2 separate regions of the Homo sapiens genome follow, and region 1 is linked to region 2. A link is a contact called in ENCODE POLR2A ChIA-PET data. All regions are on one chromosome and are shown on one strand. The core of a region is the stretch at or near the end of the contact, and the rest is flanking DNA. Distances in the headings are between cores, read along the strand shown.

What was found. ChIA-PET counts read pairs that join two places held with the same protein, here RNA polymerase II (POLR2A).
Region 1: POLR2A ChIA-PET joins it to region 2 with 12 read pairs in activated T-cell. The contact joins two enhancer-like sites. POLR2A ChIA-PET finds 5 or more read pairs at or near these places in 3 of 52 experiments (B cell, GM10248 and activated T-cell).

What each region holds. Positions count from the first base shown.
Region 1 is chr10:75,013,144-75,016,036 of GRCh38, forward strand. The region is part of intron 13 of KAT6B (lysine acetyltransferase 6B); the gene reads left to right. Among named protein-coding and RNA genes, the nearest start is that of SNORD172, 7.1 kb to the right of the region's middle. Within about 2 kb of position 1,533, at least 2 of the 41 ENCODE cell types and tissues checked have a DNase peak (open chromatin) inside an H3K27ac peak, as active enhancers do.
Region 2 is chr10:74,031,869-74,034,833 of GRCh38, forward strand. The region is part of intron 1 of VCL (vinculin); the gene reads left to right. LOC124902455 (a long non-coding RNA gene) reads left to right here. Exons shown (of 2, transcript XR_007062197.1): 2 at 1-2,247. Among named protein-coding and RNA genes, the nearest start is that of VCL, 35 kb to the left of the region's middle. RefSeq lists an enhancer at 2,829-2,958. Within about 2 kb of position 1,568, at least 4 of the 41 ENCODE cell types and tissues checked have a DNase peak (open chromatin) inside an H3K27ac peak, as active enhancers do.

The DNA.
Region 1 (2,893 bases), core at 283-2,782, 980 kb after region 2:
TTGTTGAATATTTGAGTCTTTCATCTGTCTTGGGACTGTCCCTGGGCTCTGCTGAAGCCCTAAGCAGTCATTGTTTCTGTGGTTGGATGGGCTAGCCATTTCCTAAGGGTAGTCCTTGAAGTTAAGGACTAAGGGGCCAAAGGGAATTTGGGGGCACAGAACTGTGTTTGCTGGGAACTTTGTTGCCATTTCTTAAGACCACTCCTGAGGCAGAATTTTTTTTCATAGCCTCTTTCTTTAATTCAATTGATATCTGGGTGGTTAGCTGGGGGGAGGGGAGAGGAAGGAAGGGTGGGATGAGAGGAGAGCTTCTGTCTGAGTTCATGGAATGGTTTTTAGGTTCCTCAGGCAAAAGTAGGAAAACAAAGTTAGCTTTTCTCAATCTGATTCTATAGAGCAGTCTGTCTCTGTTGTTTCCCTTCTGTCCAAATTTTATTTCTTTCCCCTACCTTAAGGATGTTTAGTTACCCAAATGATCACCTTGAGACTTGATTCATTCAGTATGTTGAATAATAATCATAGCTAACACTTATTAGGATTACTGTGATGCGTCAAGCACTGTTCTGCATGTTTCATATTAACTCAATCCTTACCAGAACTGTAACAGTTAGGTACAGTTATTATTCACATCTTATGGATGAGGGATCTGAAGCACAGAGAGGTTAAATAAAATCCCTGAGGTCACACAGCTGGTACATGGTGGACCCCAGATTCCATTCTGGGTAGTCTGGCTCCAGAGCCCATGCTTTCCACCCACCCATAGAGCCTCTCACGATCTGTCGTATTGTATGCAATATATGACATATTGTTTTAAAATACGGGTGCCCTGTTACCCAGCTTTAAAAAACTCATCTTTGTTTAGTGCACATGGTCTCAAAGTATGGTTCAGGGAGTCTACAAGGTCATAATTATTTTCCAAGTAGTACTAAGATACTCTTTTTCCTTTTTACTTTCATTTTCTCATGAGTATACAGAGGAGTTTTCCAGAATGTCATGACCTGTGATATCACAGCAGACTCAATACCAAAGCAATCTATGAAAATCTAGCAAGCTGGGTGCAGTGGCTCACGCCTGTAATCCCAGCACTTTGGGAGGCTGAGGTGGGAGGATCGCTTGAGCCTGAGAGTTTGAGACCAGCCTGGGCAACATAGGGAGACCCTGTCTTCTTGAAAAAGAAAAAGAAAGAACAAAATAAAGAGAGAAAGAGAGAATCTAACTGGCTTCTCTTAAGCCAGAAGTTAAAGAGATTTGTAAAACATGTAAAATAATGCCACTCTTTTCACTATAAATTTTATTTATATTTTAGAAAGTATAGGATTTTTTTTAATTTAAAAAAATGTTACATAATGGGTTTATCGTTATCTTTTAGATGAATTAATAAATATTTGTCAAATTTCTCAGTAAAATTAATAGATAGAGCCCTTAAAAGCAAAAGCTCTCTGAGTGCTGAGGCCAAAGCATTTGAAAACTACCGATTTAAAGTATAAACCATTGCTATTCAAGTGTGGTCCATGGCACAGGAAGTTGTTAGAGGTGCAGAATCTCAAGCCCCACCCCTGACCTACTGAACCGGAGTCCATGCTGTTAACCAGAACTAGTTTGTCTGCACAATGGAAGTTGAGAAGCAGAGGTGTAGAACATCTGCACGAAGCGATTTGGCAACTCAGTGACCTCTAGCCAAATTTCAGTCTGGTGGGGCTTTGGCGAGTCCATTCTCCAATTATCTTGCATCCAAGGAGCTGAGTGAGGTCTTACCTATTTGAGATTCTTCAGTCCTACTGTCTCTTAAGTGGCCACACCCTCATCAAAGCCAGCAGCTTCAGAGCAGGGTTCTAGTGGTGGTTTTCAAACTCGGGTACATCAGAATCACCTGGGGGACTTCTGAAAGCACAGATGCTGGGCTCTGCCTCTCCCCACCAAAGATCCTGATTCAGCAGGTCTGAGATAGGTTCTGAGAATTTAAAGTTCTAGCAAGTTCTCAGGTGATGTTGATGCCACAGGTCTCCACACTGAGATCTTGATAAACAGCATTTATTCAAGTTCTTATATAATTATGTCATGCCCATAGGACTTATGGGAGAGAGGTCTTAAACTTGTTTCAACACCAATCTCTTAAAAGTAAAATATATGAAAAATTCAAAATTTCCGTCTTTGCCAAGGAGGCACCTGTATCTTTTAATAAGTGGAAAGCAGTAAGATATCAGGCAGGTCACAGGTCATTTAGAGCACGGCTGTTCTCTTAAAATGATGTGAGAACTAAGGTTCAGCATCCTTCTGCACTAATTGCAAAATCACCACAAAATTTAAACGAGGAGATATAAATAGCCTGTCAAGTTCATTTGTCATTATTTAAACTGATAACATGCCATTCATCCAGTTGGTCAGTGCTGCTCTGCACCAGAAACCAGGAACAGATGAGCGTACAAACCAGTGAATTGCCATCTCCAAGCATGAGATAACTTGGTTAGAGTCATCAGATTTCCTGTGCTCAAAAGCTGCCATAAATCCCTGGCCTCGTGTCTGTTCCCAGGCTTGCAAACCCAGTGCCGTCGACTGATACAGACCTTTCAGCAGGATTTGCTGAGCTAAACAGGTGTCTGATGAAAAGTGTGTAATCCTCAAAGATTATCATCCCCTAAAAGCAGCTGGTGACCCCAAACTCACATAATCCAGAGAGATGGAAGTTGGGAGTGAGTAGCTTGCCAAAGTTTACACTTTGGTGTTTGAGGAGGTTCATATGGTTTGGTTTGGTTCCAGGTAGTGGAAGATGGAGGTGTGCAGGGGTGAGGGTGTCTGCCCCTGTCGGGGGAGATCCCTGTCCCTATCCATGCCCTTGCCTGAGAACATTATTCTACTATGGTCCATTTACACTCTTGAATACTCCTAGTTTAAA
Region 2 (2,965 bases), core at 318-2,817:
AGCCTGACCAACGTGGAGAAACCCAGTCTCTGCTAAAAATACAAAATTAGCCAGGCGTGGTGGTGCGTGCCTGTAATCCCAGCTACTTGGGAGGCTGAGGCAGGAGAATCACTTGAACCTGGGAGGCAGAGGTTGCAGTGAACCAAGATCACGCCATTGCACTCCAACCTGGGCAACAAGAGCAAAACTCCATCTCAAAAAAAAAAAAAAAAAAAAAAAAAAAAGCCGGGTGTGGTTGTATACACCTGTACTTCCAGCTACTCAGGGGGCTGAGGTGGGAGGATCACCTGAGCCTGAAGAGGTAGAGGCTGTGGTGAGCTGTGATCATGCCACTGCACTCTAGTCTGGGCAACAGAGACTCTGTTTCAGAATAAAAAAAAAAAAAAAAAAAAGAAAAAGGAAAAGACAAGCTATATTTTAGTCTTAAATTGGCCTTTATCAAAATTAAAAGCTTGTGCTGCAAAGGACACTATCAAGAAAGGGAAAGACAACCCACAGACTGGGAAAAATATTTGCAAAAGATAAATAACTCAAAATATTGGCAAGGGGCCAGGCACAGTGGCTCATGCCTATAATCCCAGCACTTTGGGAGGCCGAAGCAGGCAGATTACCTGAGGTCAGGAGTTTGAGACCAGCCTGGCCAACATGATGAAACCCTGTCTCTACCAAAAAAATACAAAAATTAGCCAGGCATGGTGGCTCATGCCTGTAGTCCCAGCTACTTGGGAGGCTGAAGCAGGAGAATCGCTTGAACCCGGGAGGCGGAGGTTGCAGTGAGCCCAGATTGCACCACTGTACTCCGGCCTGGGTAACAAAGTAAGTCTCGGTCTCAAAAAAAAAAATATATATATATATATATATATTGGCAAGGTATCTGAATAGACATTTCTCAAAAGTAGATATATAAATGGTCAATACACCCATAAAAAGATGCTCAGCATCATTAGCCATCAGGTCAAAACCACAATGAGATACCGCTTCAGTAGGAGGGCTGTAATTAAAAAGATAATAACAAGTGTTGCCAGGGATATTGAGAAGTTGGAACCCTCTCATGTAGCTGCTGCGAATGTTAAATGGTTTAGCCTCTTTGGAAAATAGTCTGGCATTTCCTCAAATGGTTAAACATAGAGATACCATATGACCCAGCAATTGAATACCTAGGTTTATAACCAAGAGAAATGAAAACATGTTCATACAAAACCTTGTACACTAATGTTTATAGCAGCATTATTCATAATAGCCCAAAAATGAAAACAACTCAGGTGCCCATCAACTGATGAATGGACAAAATGTGATGTAACCATACAATGAAATATGATTTGGCAATAAAAAGAAATGAAGTACTGATACATAGCACAGATGAAAGAAGCTAGTCACTAAAGAGCACATCTTATGTGATTCTATTTATATCAGATATTTAGAATAAGTAAATCTGTAGAGAGAAAGTAGATTAGTGTTTACCTAAGATTAGGTGGTGGTGAGGAAGGGTTAGGGCTAAATGGGGGTGGTGTTGACTGCTAATAGTTACTAGGTCTCTTTCTGGAGTGATGAAAATGTTCACAAATCAATTGTCATGGTTGCACAACTCTGTGACTGTCTTAACGACACCATTAACCTCTCTGTGGCAGTTGACACTATTGACTGTTCCTGAAATTCTTCTGGCTTTTATGACAGAGTTCTATTGATCCCCCTGCCCCTATCTCTGATATTTTCTTTCCAGCTTTTTTCACCAGCTTGTTCTTCCACCAGCTACTTATCTGTTGGTGGTGTTGGGTCGTGATTTCATTCATTATCCATGGCTTTTAGAACGTCTGAGTTGCCTGTTACTTGTGAATCAATTTTTCTAGTCCCGGTAAGTGAACTGAGGAACCATCTTTTCAGTTGCTTATTGGACAACTCCCTCTGAATATCCCAGTGCTAATTACTTTCCCTCTCAGAGCTGGTTTTCTTCCTATGTTACCAATTGACCCAGTCACTTGAGCCAGGGGCTGGGAGCCATCCTAGATTTCTGTCTCACCCTCCACATGGAGTGTCATGTGGCTGCCTTTTTTACACCTGCCCTCTCATCTCCATTCACACTGCTGCTGCTTCTGCTACAGTTAATCTGTAGTTTATCTTTCACTAAGACTGTAAGCTCCATGAGATCTGGGGCCATGTGTGTTTTCTTCATCACTGTCTGTAATGCTTGGTACATTGCATGTTATGTAAGTAATATTTGTTGATTGAATAAATGAATTCACAAATGAACTTGTCTTCCGAGTTTTCTTCGCTCTGATCCATTCTTGCTGCTGAATTTTTCTGTTTGAAATGCAGACCTAACAATGTCTTTTACTTAGAATAATTAAATAATTCCCCATTGCTTAGAGGATAAGTCTATTGCATTGCATACAAGGCCCTCCATGATGTGGCCCCTTTCTGCTTTTCCAATTTCCTGTCCTCTCCACATCTCCTCTCTACCCAGTACCCCATTTTCCAGCTATGTTTCCTGAGCTGGCCATGCTTTCCCATATCTTGCCCTATTAACTAGAAAGCCCTCCTTTTTACCTTGAATTCCATTACTTCTGGAGAACTCTTATTCTGCCTTCCTAGAGTTTCTCTTCCTCTGTGAAACTTCCTGTACCTCACCTACGCAGAGCAGAAACTTGGTTGTAACTCTACTAGAGCATGCATTACACTGCATTGCCTTATTTGTTTAAGCATTTGTCAACGAACAACAAGGACTGAGTCTCACTTTTGTATCCCCATCACACAGTGACAGACACAGTGCCTCCCACATGGGAAGTACTCATTAAGTGCTTGATTAAATGAATAAGTTGGAAATCAGAGTAGATTAGAGAGTTTTAGTTTTTCTGGATGTGGCCTCTTAAACACTGAACTCTGGCTGGCCATCTGTGAATGATGTACAAAGGATATCAGTGAGGGGTGGATGGATCACAAGTTCATCACCACCCCAGAAAAACAATCA